Regions from separate parts of the Homo sapiens genome. Here region 2 is linked to region 1. The links are chromatin loops, found by intact Hi-C in ENCODE. Cell type or tissue: endothelial cell of umbilical vein. All regions are shown on one strand. Each heading gives the region's core, and the rest is flanking DNA. Links, peaks and the distances in the headings are about the cores only.

Region 1 (6,257 bases), core at 1,639-4,138:
AACCATGCATTTGTGAGCAGACCCCAGGGAACAATCCTGCATTGCACAGGGGATAGGGAAAGCGATAGGCCAGATGACCTAATAGATCTTCTGTAACTTAATTTCTAGGGTTGTGGGATCCTAATTAAAATGAACTATATTGCCTGTTATGAACCCTCCATGTTAATATTCTGTAAGGTCTCCAGGCAAGTCAAGGGGGTCTTGGCTTTTTCTTATTTCTTTTGAGCCAGAACCCACAGGCTGCCTTAAGCACCTAGCTGCTGTCCATCACTTCTTATAGCTGACAAAGCTTGACTTAAAAAAAAGTTTTTAAAGAAAATTACAGCACATATTATGAACTAACATTTTATACAAATTAATTGAGTGAAATGAGAGAAGTATGCTTCATTCTTTGACCTGTGATAATAAATATTCTTCCGGTCAATAACACGACGGTGAGTCAGCCCTGCGATGGAGGCAGTTGTCGCCATATAACACACAGGACTCCAATCTGCTTCCTCACATCTAGTGCTGACTTTTCCTTTTAGCTTTAATGATGTTTGAAAGGGAATATTGACGCTGGAAAAATCTTAGAGAGGCTCCACCAATCACAGACGAGCGCAATTCTCCACTAATGTGGGCCTCTTTTCCTTGACTTCCTCTAGACATGGAACTCCACTGAGGATTCTCAGGCAGGGCCACTGGCGAGCTGGCCAGAGCTGCTCTGAGAACCACCAGTGAAGGGCAGAGGGCACTTTAGCCCCAAAAGTAGTAGCAGTTTAGGGCAGGTGGAAGAGACGGGTGGTTCAATTGCCCCATGTGGCGTTTCAGGTGGGCCACATGGGTCAATTGAGTCTTATCAACTTGTGTCTTATCTAGCAATTGAATGCCATTGCTAGATAAGAGTGGTGACCTCCAGCTGGTAAGTTATTTTATCAGCCTTGTCCCATCCCAAGGATCCCCAAAAAGGCCACAGAACTCTGCCAGCAGGAAGTAGACACCGGTGTGCATCAGAGAATATCAAACTCTACCTATTTTAAATTTATAAACTGGATTCTAATTAGCCTGCAGGGAGTTTCCATGGAAATTGGAGATATCACTTTGCAACAGTATAAGATCACAGCATCAAGTAGACGGGAAAAGTGGAAAATCTCTATTCTTTTAGGAATCAGCTGGAGTCACCTCGCTATGAAATTGTCCCTGACCCAGGCAGATTCCAGGTGTTCCCACTTCCATTACAGTATTTGTAGTATGTAATTGTCAGTGTACATATCTACATCCCGCAGACGGGGGAGACACTGTCATTGTTTCTGTTTTTCTCCAGAATATGGCTCAGTTCCTGATACAGAAGACACTTAAAAACAACAACAACAACAACAAAACTTGTTCGATTATTACAGTGATGTCTTAGAACATTGGTTTCTTCATCTATAAAATGGCATAATAATACTAATTCAGTTGGCTGTTCTGAGGATTAAATGCCAGAACAAATAAGTACTTACAACAATGCCCAGCTCCTAAATAATGTGTAGTTCCTATCCCCGCTTATCTTGTGTGAGAGGATTATTTTTGGTTTTGATAGGTATCAGGCAAAAAGGGTTTTTTAAAACAGCAAATAAATCAGAATATTCCACACTTGTAGTCTGCATTTTGTGTTGCCATTTGATTGGGTTTCTAGACTAGGCCAGCATTTTATATTCTGTAAGCATGGTAGAGGTTATATTATCTCCAGCCCCAAATCTTGGACATTAAACCTTTTCCTCATTGCTCACTCGGCTAGATATACATTATTAATAAATGAGATTTCTGAGATGTTTAGACTTGATTCTAAACATTCATGAAATAAACTTGGAGAATGAGTAACTATCATCAGTGATGATAAAAATGAGCTTGGGAAGATACCCTGTGTGTTGATTCTGATGAGAATTTTACCTTTATTGGACACCAGAATATTTCCAGGTATTCCCTGAAAACTCCCCTAGAGATGTCTTAACTCTTCTTTGATGGTTAATATTAAGTGTCAACTTGATTGGATTGAAGGATGCAAAGTATTGTTCCTGGGTGTGTCTGTGAGGGTGTTGCCAAAGGAGATTAACGTTTGAGTCGGTGGACTAGGAGAGACAGACCCACCCTCAATGTGGGTGGGCACCATCTAATCAGCTGCCAGCATGGCTAGAATGAAGCAGACTTGCTGAGTTTTCCGCCCATCTTCTTTCTCCCGTGCTGGATGCTTCCTGCTCTCAAACATCAAACTCAAGTTCTTCAGCTTTTGGACTCTTGGACTTACACCAGTGGTTTGCCAGGGACTCTCAGGCCTTCGGCCACAGACTGAAGGCTGCACTGTCAGCTTCCCTACCTTTGAGGTTTTGGGACTCAAATTGGCTTCTTTGCTCCTCAGCTTGCAGATGGCCTATTGTGGGACTTTACCTTGTGATCATGTAAGTCAATTCTCCTTAATAAACTTTCCTTTATATATACATCTATCCTATTAGTTCTGTCCCTCTAGAGAACCCTAATACACTTTATTTTTACAAAACAAGAAGTGCTTATAGAATGACTTTTCAAGGAGGTTTATGCGATCAAAACACACTACAGTGTGATGCTGGGTTTGCAGGGCGACCATGGAACTGTTGGGCAGAAACTCACATATAGAATAGCCTGCTACCAACCAAAGCCAGGTTTCATCTTTCCCACCAGCAGAATCCACCTCTTCCAAATCCACCCACATCATTGCATGGCCTGCAGGTAGGCTTTTCAGCTTCCTCTGATTGTCATACCAGGCACTGGGCCTATAAAAAGCAAAGCGGAGGCTGAGAGGAGGCAGAGGCAAACACTGAAGGTGTTTCAGAGGCCTATTCCCCCTGTGTATGGTGAGCACAGCACCTGGCAATGGATCGGGCTCTCCCACCCAAGCCCCATGCCCACTCTGGCCCCTTACCCCTCAGCCTTGGTGCCCTGGGTTCCCTAGTTCTTCTGTGGCCTCGACTCCCAACTGTGTGAAACCTGCATTGTCTTGGAGTCAGTGAGCTACTGCCTTCTCTATTTCCTGCTTTTAATTCCAGTTGACTCTTGACTTACAATCATGTATTCTTACTGGAATTGCCTCCCTGAAGGGCAGAAATTCCCTTTCTCCTGCTCTTTTGCCCCATCTGCCCTCTGCTGGCCATCGATAGGTACTGCGGTCAACCCTGAAAAGCCGTTTTTCCCAGTAGCATGTACCGAAGCTGTTTGCTCTTTCCTAATTCAGACGCTTTCTTTTTCTTCTTTTTAAAATTTTGGTTGCATTGCCTCAGAGTTTTTCAAAGCAACACGGAAACACCCTTTCTCTTTCCATGTCCCCAGTGACCATGTCATGGATCTGCCGTAAAGCATCTCTTACAGTAGTGGTCTCCAACCTTTTTGGCACCAGGGACCGGTTTCATGGAAGGCAATTTTTCCATGGACCAGCGGGGTGTGGGGATGGTTTCGGGATGATTCAAGCCCATTACATTTATCGTGTGCTTTATTTCTGTTGTTATCACATTGTAATATGTAATGAAATAATTATATAACTCACTGTAATGTAGAATCAGTGGGAGCCCCTGGCTTGTTTTCCTGCAACTAGAAGGTCCCATCTAGGGGTGGTAGGAGACAGTGACAGATTTCCAGGCATTAGATTCTCATAAAGAGCCTGCCATTAATCTACAGCATCAGTGTTACGCTGTAGAATGGTTCAGAATCTTAGCCACCGAGATCCCTCGCATGCGCAGTTCACAGTGTGGTTCATGCTCCTATGAGAGCCTAATGCTGCCGCTGATCTGACAGGAGGCGGAGCTCAGGTGGTGATGCTGGCTGGCCCACACTCACCTCCTGCTGTGCAGCCCGGTTCCTAACAGATACCAGTCCGTGGCCCTGGGGGTTAGGGACCCCCGTCTTACAGCATCCAGCGGGGCCAGGCACTTGGTTAAGTAGATCCTTGATGACTGAAACGTGACAATGCTGAAATGGCTGTGGAGTACTGTTTGGAGTTTGTGGGGGTGGGGTTTGTAAACTGGAGAACTTTATGTTAGAGTTTCTTATTATTGACATTTGAGGCTAAATAATTCTTTGTTGTCTGAGTCTCTCCTCCACGGTGTAGTATGTTTCGCAGCACCTCTGGCCTCTACCCTCCACGTGCCAGTAGCACCTTCCCCAAGTTTGTTGTCCTCACAGACAACCAAAAATGTCTTCTCTACTCACTCCCAAATGTCCTGGGGGGGCAAAATCACTCACTGCGGAGAACCATGGCATTAGGGTGATGGAGTAGAAAGCCTGCTCTACTCAGAAGGACTTCTAAGTGCCAGAAGGTGCAGGTCTGCTCTCTGGGGCCACTCAGTGCTTTGAAGGACACCTGATTTATTTTGGAGATGGACACTTAACTGCTGAATACACTGGCATGGGTGGGTGGTCCCATCGAGAGTTTTTCTCAAAGGTTTTCAATGACTCCTCTTGTGTTCTCTGGCCTATCCTACTCCAGCTCTCAATTCTGCTAGGCTTGAGTTCCAGCGTCAGAGCCTTTCTGAGCCTCTCTTCTCAGTCTTAGCCTCCCCTCCTTCCCTCTCTCTCCACCCACCTTCTGGCCGTCTGGGAAGCTTCAGCTTCATCCTGCTTCCCCAGCACTGCTCCTCCATCCACCTTTTTTTCTTCCATAGATTCGTTAAAAACATCTTGTCTGAAGGCAGTTCTCCCCTTTCTACATCACCATGGGTTTTTTTTGCAGAATTTTCTTCCATTACAATCACTGATTGTAATCAATTCTCTTTCCCCCAGGTCTCTGCCTCCTCTCTGTCAGGAAGGAGAGAGAGAAGTTAACCACACAGAACTGACCACCCTCTTTACCCAGAAGGAGCTGATCAGCCATCTTTAGGCAGAAGGCTTCCTCCAGCTGCACCCAGATTCCCCTTCTGTCTCCCACAGCACCCTGGGCTTACTTCTCCAGATCATGTAACACCCTGTGCTAAGATTGTTTATCTCTTGTCTGACTTCTTGAGTGGATCATAAGCTCTTTGAATGCAGGCATTGTGTCTTCTCACTCGCAACATCTCCAGTGTTGAGGACAGAAGTGCCCACAGTGCATAGGATATACTCAATAAAGGATTATCAAATGTCATGGAAATAAGGCCTTAATTTAAATTCAGTGGGAAGAGATTTTCTTGAACTTTAAGAAGACTTGGGGACAAAATTTGAACTTCTTGTATGTGTTTCTCCTCAAAGAGCATAGCTCTGCCTTAATTCTTCTGAATCTGACATCGAGCCTCTGGAGTTTACTAGACTCTTAGGCTGGGAAGCTCTTGGTCCATTTTTGATCCACTGCATTCTGCAGTGAGATGAAGCCCATTCCTCTGACATCCCACTTGGTGTGCCATGCTGATAAACCCATAACACTGATGCTGTAGATTAATGGCATGCCTTCACTTATGAACACTTTTTCCCCATGGTGACTAATGGCATTTTGATGGTGTCTCCTTAGACAGCTGCCTAAATATAAAGCAGTATGAGCTAAAAGAATAAATTGAAAATGTCAGTCGTTTTGTGTAATCCTTCCATAATATTATCTGGGAGCCCAGCCTAGCTTTATGGAAATCATTCAGTAGAATCAGACAAGATTTTTCCTACAGCACTTTTATGTTTGCAAAACCATCATCATTGTCAGCTTTAATTAATATTTATTTCTGTGTATCACACCTCATGTTAATAACTCTCCTCCAGGACTATTAACAAAATCCAGAACTGTTATTTTTCAATAGAGGAAGCGGAGGTATACACAGAGGTTTGACAGCTTGCTTAAGGCTACAGGATAAACTCAGAGTCAAGCTGAGACCAGGAGGCACAGATCTTCATCTCCCTGAGAAGGGCGGCTGCTCTAGGGTCAGCTTTGGGACATATGCCTCACCTTTGTGTGCCCATCAGACAAAGTGAGCCACCTGGTAGCTATGCCTGGACATGGTAAGAAGCACGCTTTTGAAATGAAGAGGGAGCCATCTCATTTTCCTGGCATATGTCACATCTCTTACTGAAGGGAGAGACCCATAGCTGCCTGTATTGTCCGTTGGGGCATGTCACGGTCTAGAGACATATGAAAGACAAAAAAGCTCACTTGTCATCTGCCTTTCAGTCTAGGAGAGACAGCCCGAGACTGCTGCCGTGGTGGCTGTGAGACGCTGTGTCACATATTAATTAGGAGGAGCATATGTAGCATTTCTAAGCCAGGGGCCATTTGTGGCGGCAGCAGCCACGCAGGAGGCAGGGAGTGCAGCTAG
Region 2 (6,257 bases), core at 1,789-4,288, 70 kb before region 1:
GGAAGAGAAGGAAAGGAGGGGTTGGTCTTGCTGTCTGAGGGGTGGTCGAGGCAGAAGAAAATATATATATAAATAAATCTGCACAGTTCAAATCCATGTGGTTCAAGGGTCAACTGTGTATGCATCTATGTAGATGAGATAATCATCAAAGTCTAGTTTTAAAATGAAAAATTACATCATTCTTTTAGAAAACTCCTGGAACCTTGAGGAACACTGCTTTAGGCATACCCTGGTCTAGAATGCCACCTGTCTATACAGTTCTCCCTCAGTATCTGAAGTGGATCAGCTCCAGGACCCCCACAGATGCCAAATTCCACAGATGCTCAAGTCCCTTACATAAAATGGCATAGTATTTGCATATAACCTACACATATCTTCTTGTATACTTCAAATAATCTCTAGATTACTTATAATCCCTAATAGAATGTAAATGCTATGCAAATAGTTGTTATACTGCATTATTTTTAGTTGTACCTTTTTCTATTGTTGTATTGCTATTTAAATGTTTTCAAATATTTTCCAATTTTCCAAGATTGGCTGAATCTGCACATGTGGAAACAGCACAGGCAAAGGCTGACAGTATGCAGCTTTATTTCTCTTTCTGTCATGCCCATGCATTCAGTCAAAAATTAAAATTATTTCTCTTTACCTCTCCACTTGCATATTCAACCATTATACATAGTTGTTCATCTATTTTAGAACAACCAGCCACATTTATTGCATGCCTATCATACCTACATCTTGATTTCACAAGAACACTGCAAAATAGTATTATTAATATTAATATGTTATGGTTTACATTTTAAAAATGAGAAATCTGGAGATCAGCGTGTTCAGGGGACTTGCCCAAGAACACGCTCATGTCAAAGGCTGGGCTTTGACTCAATTCTGTCTGATCTTAGATCCCATAATTGTGCCCTTTGCTATAGCCCCAAGGTACTGAAAGGTGCATCGCACATAGTGGGTGCTCAATAAACATTTTTTGAATGAATATGAGAACAATGAACTGTTTCCATTCCATCAGTCTGCCTGTACTCCCAGCCTGTTGGCACTGTTTCCTCTCTAGGCATGCAAAGCCTAGGGGAGTACAAACTAAGGTTTGACTCACCCTGGTATCCCACAGCATGCCTGGCCACATAGTAGGTTCTCAAATACTCATTAATTTGAATTGACTTGAACTCCTCCCAAGACCCCGCTTGGAAACTTTTTTGAAGGTTAATTTAGAATGAGAAAAGAGAACTTGAGGAAGAGAGTGTGCTAGTGATGATACAAGCCCCCAGCTAGCCTTGGTAACTGGAATGGGAAGCATTGGCCACCTCCTCCTGAGACTGGGCTCCAAGCCCTGCTTGGTAATGCAGGCAAAAGCATGTGATTCAGACAGCAGCAAAGCCACAGAACGGCACGCCAAGTTCAAAGTCATTGAAGCAAGTAGTGTAAGTGACAAAATTTAAAAGACAGAGACCTCTGTAGAAGAAGCCAGGGTACCCAGAATTGACAGCATTGAAAGCTGGGCTTAGGTGGAAATGACAAGAATCTCTGCCCTACCCCTAGCAGGAGGTCCTCGGTGAGTAGCTTATAAAATGCCCTTCTAAGTCCCTAAAGGAGCCCACTGCTGGATCAGCCAAGGCTGGGAAGGTCCTCGTGATCATGATTGAGGTTCTCACAGTCTTCCTGCCAAGGCTGCTCTTCGGGGCAGACAAAATGTACCGGGAGCTCCGCGGGTCATTTGTGTTTACATTTTTTCCCTCTTTACTGCTCTTGATGTTCACTCTTCCAAAATTATCAAGCTCTCACTCTAGCCTAGTTCAACAGAAACATTTCTCTACTTCCAGACTGTTTAGAGCTTCCTCTCCAGCCAGCAAAAGGCCCAGCCCATTACTGGTGCACAGGGGCACTGACCAGCAGCAGCTTGGCTTGTCCTGTTTGACGGGGCTTGGCCTCATTGCCCTTCTGAAGGAGGCCCAAATGCCCATGTCTATTCCATCCCCAGATGCCAGCGAAATTGCAAGGTGTTTTCAGTGACAGGGCACCTTGCAAAAGTGGGAGCATCTTTGCATACATCACCTGAAATGGGGTCAAGGAAGAAAAGATTCATGCAAGACCCATCAGGGACAGACACTGGTACCCAGTGGATATCAGCTCATAGCAATTCTGTGTGCACTTTGCAGATCAGGAAACTGAGGTTCTCCTGAGACACAGAGTTGAAAATCAGGGGGTCAGTTCCCCAAGGTCCCAGCTTCCTCATCCTTTACACTCAAATACATTGCAAGGGCATCTCTCTCACTGACCCCACCTCTCAGAAGGGAATTTGTTCTCTCCTTTTTCCTCCTCCCTCAACCACTGATTCAGGAAGAAACTAATAAACTCATGATTTGTAAAGTTTTGTTCCTCAGCTCTTCTCAGATACGCTTCAGTTGAAAACACAGTGTTCATTCATTCCAGATTTCCCAAGACACTTCCAATTTCATGCAATGTTATAATTGTAATAAATTCATTTACTTCAATTTGTGACGAAGTATAATTTCATTTCATATCATTTTAAGGTATTGCATGTACACAAATTCAGAAACTGGAAAGAATATGTTTTGTTAAATGCCATGCCCTGATTTTTGAATTGGAAAATATAAAATGTGTTCCATCTCTGCTGTGCATGCACATAGCATAACATGATCACAGGAAATTCTTCACCTTAGTTCTTCTTTGGTCTGGCTTTTTTTTTTTTTTTTTTTTGAGAGGAGGTTCTCTGTTCCAGGCATAGGGAGAACTGTTGTATATCCCTCATTGCAGGCACAGCCCCGGAATCTTCCAGCCCTTTCGCCAAACAGATTCTTCACCATGTGGTCTCAGTTTCCCTGCCCGAAAAAGTCAAGATATGTTTCTCAATCTTGTAGCAACAGCTGCTCCCACCCCAAGGATTCCCCTACTCAAACCCGAGTGAAGAATGAAGCTGGTTTCTGTTTTAGGAACCAAACAAAGTCCTGCCCCTCCTCAGGGGCCCCCCTTTGGACTGGCTCCCTTCCCTCTGTTTGGATAGCCCACTCTTTCCAAACCACTGAGTCATTTCCTCTCCGGGACTTTCTCATTAAAATCTTCCTGTTTGCTATAGTTCTGGAGCCCCTCTCTGAGTTACCGTTTCCTTCCTCATCCCCACTGAGCTGATTAATTAATAGCCCAGCACCGCCCTGCAATCTCTCCCACTGCGGCGTTCCTTCCCACTCTCATGTCGGCTGGAATCTCTACACTTCGTACACATTTGTACAAAGCCTCGGAGTTCCTAAAGCTGTGAGGGGAATGGAGGATACCACTCCTCTCCGGCAAGGTATTGCTTGAAAGATAAATTGGGAAGATGAGTGCCTAGAAACGGGCAGCAGAGAAAAAAAACCTACCAACAGCTTGTCCCAGAGCCGCCAGGCACAGCAAGTGCAGCAGTTGGGATACAGGCTCTAATTAATGCGCTAGGAGCTGCTCGACCCTGAGCAGCCCCTTCCTCTCCCAGAAGACAGCTGCGGTCTCCTCGAAGCCCCGGTTTGGAGGGTTGTGTGCACATCTGAGACCTGCTGACCCTGACAACAGGCAACAGATTGCAGCACCAAGGCAGAACTCCATGGGACAGAAAGACAGAAGACACCGGGGCTCTTTCGTTCAGTGACGGCGTGAAGAGGACTGTCACAGTCAACATGGCACCTTCATTCTTCTATTGGGCTTTTTTTTTTTTTTGGCGGGGTCGGGGAGGCAGTTCTCTGTTCCCGGCACACAGAGAACTGTTGTATCTTTCTCATTGCAGGCACAGCTCCAGAATATTCCAGCCCCTTCTCTAAATAGATTCTTGATCAAATGAAACATCCTGGGCTGAACTGAGGGCAGTGCCATTTTTGCCCAGTGGGTATTTGGTAAATGTTCATGGAAGCAAGTCAAACTGAAGTTCAAAAAGTACATGATTTGCATTCGTTGAAGTACAAAAAAAGGTACATAACAATAGAGATGGACTGCAAACTCATCCACTGACTCAACACCTTCCATTATCTATTCATGTTATCCCATTGCTTCTCATTGTGAAAAGCCCCCGGGAGATAGTTTGGGGGTGACGGGTCATTGGCTGTCCCTTAAATCCCATCATGTTGGCAATCCCCTTCCCCAGTAACGTATGAGGTTCACATGATCTCAGAGCTGCACGTATGGCTCTACAGTAATCCCCATAGCAGCACATTCCACTTGGAAAAGTTGCTTTCAAAGTGTACTTATAATTGCTAATCATCACTGTAGTCTGGCAGCTTCCATGGAAGCGTGACTGGCATGTTCTGGGGCTGGCCCCTTGCCCTCTGATTCACAGGACACCTGTCTCAGTCCTCCCCAAACCCCATCCTGCTTCCTCTGCTCTCCACCTCATTCCCACCTCTGCACAAGCCTGGATCCTGTGGCACAAGTGATCCTTCCTTCTCCTCCTAGATTTCCAAATCTCTCCATTCCCTGGGACTTACTGCAAATTGCTAAACTCTTCTCCATTTCCAAATAACTTGTTCCTCCTCGTGCTTCCCAGGGTCCTCCTTTTCATTTCCTCCCAGGGGGTACCACTCATAGCATATCCTGGTAGTGATCCAGGGGTTTTCATTCACAAAGAATACAACCTGAATGGCGACGGCTCTCCTTGTGAAAAGATGGGCACACCTGCCCCCTCCACAACAACCTGTGTCTCTCCTTCCCTCCATTACCAACTTCTTACAAGAGCAGCCTGTAGTTCCTCACCCCTCCCTGGGTAAAAGTCTTCATGCATTTCCCACTGTGAGGTCAGAGGCCTAGTGTTAATTAACCCTCATCCTGCCTACCTGTCTGCAGCGTTTGGGACCTGATCATTCCTGTTTCTGGGAACACTCTCCTCCTCTGGCTTTCCTGCTTCTTCTGTTCCCTCATGGCTCCTCCTCAGTCTCTGACCAGCTCTCCTTCCAGTCTTCTCTCTGAAATCTTGATGTTGCTAAAAGCTGTTTCCTCAGCCACCTTCTTGTTTTTCACATGCTCTTCCCTGGGCAACGTCATTTACTCCCTTGGCTTTGATTAAACTTACACACTTAAACTGATAACCTTTCTGCTTACTAAATTAAAAACCTCTTATAATTACAAAGCAGCCCATGTATAGATAAACAAAAATAAGAAAATAAAAATACACTATTCCCACCATCCAGAGCATACCACTGTTAATATCCTATTGTACATCCTTCCAAAATTTTTAGGCATGCATATATATGCAGACATATCTTTTTTTTACAAACTGAGAAAAATACCGTTTTATGAATTGTTACATACTGTTTTTATAAAACTTTCCATGTCAATATATGTCACTATATTTTACCTAATATCCAGTCTATATCTGATGATCTAAATCATTCCCGAAACGTCTTTTGTAGTTCGTTTGTCCAATCAGGAACCAATTCAGGCCTACACATTGCATGGATATTTCTTAAGCCCTTTTCCAAGCATAAACATGACATTAGGCTTGTTAAATGAATTTGGCCATTTAGCCTAAGGAACAACCCATTTTCTGGATTTGACAAGCTGCTTTCTTGTGGGTTCATTTAGCTTGTTTCTCTGACCTTCTTATTTCTTATAAACTGAAAGTCAAATGTGGCCAGGCGTGGTGGCTCTTGCCTGTAATCCCAGCACTTTAGGGAGCTGAGGCAGGAGGATCACTTGAGCCCAGGAGATCGAGACCAGCCTGGTCAATATAGTGAGACCTCATCTCTTAAACAACAAAACAAAAGAGAAAGTAAAAGGCAAAAGCATGGTGGATTCAATTTAAACCTTGTTAGCTAGATTATATCATAGGAGATATGTACTTCTTATTGTATTTTGTCATGATATATATATTTTCTGGTTCGCCCACTGTTAGAGATTCTAGTAGTGACCAGTGAATTAAGGCAAACAACAATTTTCTTCTTCCAAGAAACATTATGTTTTCCCTCCTGTGACTACAAGGTAATCTGTGTGGTGTTATCTGGGCAATGCACAAATGTTCAGTTCCCCCTCAACAATGTGCTAATGCTTTAATACCAGTTTATACTTGTTGCTGAAGTCAATACTTTTAATAAGGCATTTGTAACCACCCACTGGGTTCATTTTTCATGGTGCCCAGATAGAGCCAATTTATCAAGATAGGGGAATTGCAATAGAAAAAGAGTTAAATACACTTCAAGCTTGCTAAATGGAAGACTGCAGTTTTATTATTACTCAAATCAGCCAGCCCAAAAATTCAGAGGCTAGAGGTT

The links. A loop is a pair of places that touch in the nucleus more often than their neighbours do. Peaks named below come from ENCODE experiments on the same cell type or tissue, not always from the same donor. Only the 100,000 strongest peaks of a DNase experiment are listed, where the experiment ranks them.
Region 2: it touches region 1 in a loop (6-fold over the local background); 11 of 110 quality-filtered maps call a loop at or near these places.

Annotation. Positions count from the first base shown.
Region 1 is chr1:184,219,621-184,225,877 of GRCh38, forward strand. No RefSeq gene overlaps it. Among named protein-coding and RNA genes, the nearest start is that of C1orf21-DT, 160 kb to the right of the region's middle. RefSeq lists an enhancer at 3,813-4,346. In endothelial cell of umbilical vein, for the core only: a CTCF peak has its summit at 3,146 (motif pointing left); a DNase peak (open chromatin) is centred at 3,151.
Region 2 is chr1:184,149,655-184,155,911 of GRCh38, forward strand. LOC124904466 (a long non-coding RNA gene) reads right to left here and starts at 4,062. Exons shown (of 2, transcript XR_007066765.1): 1 at 3,387-4,062; 2 at 700-2,852. In endothelial cell of umbilical vein, for the core only: no CTCF peak of the experiment used is centred there; a DNase peak (open chromatin) is centred at 3,067; H3K4me3 peaks cover 985 bases; H3K27ac peaks cover 1,218 bases.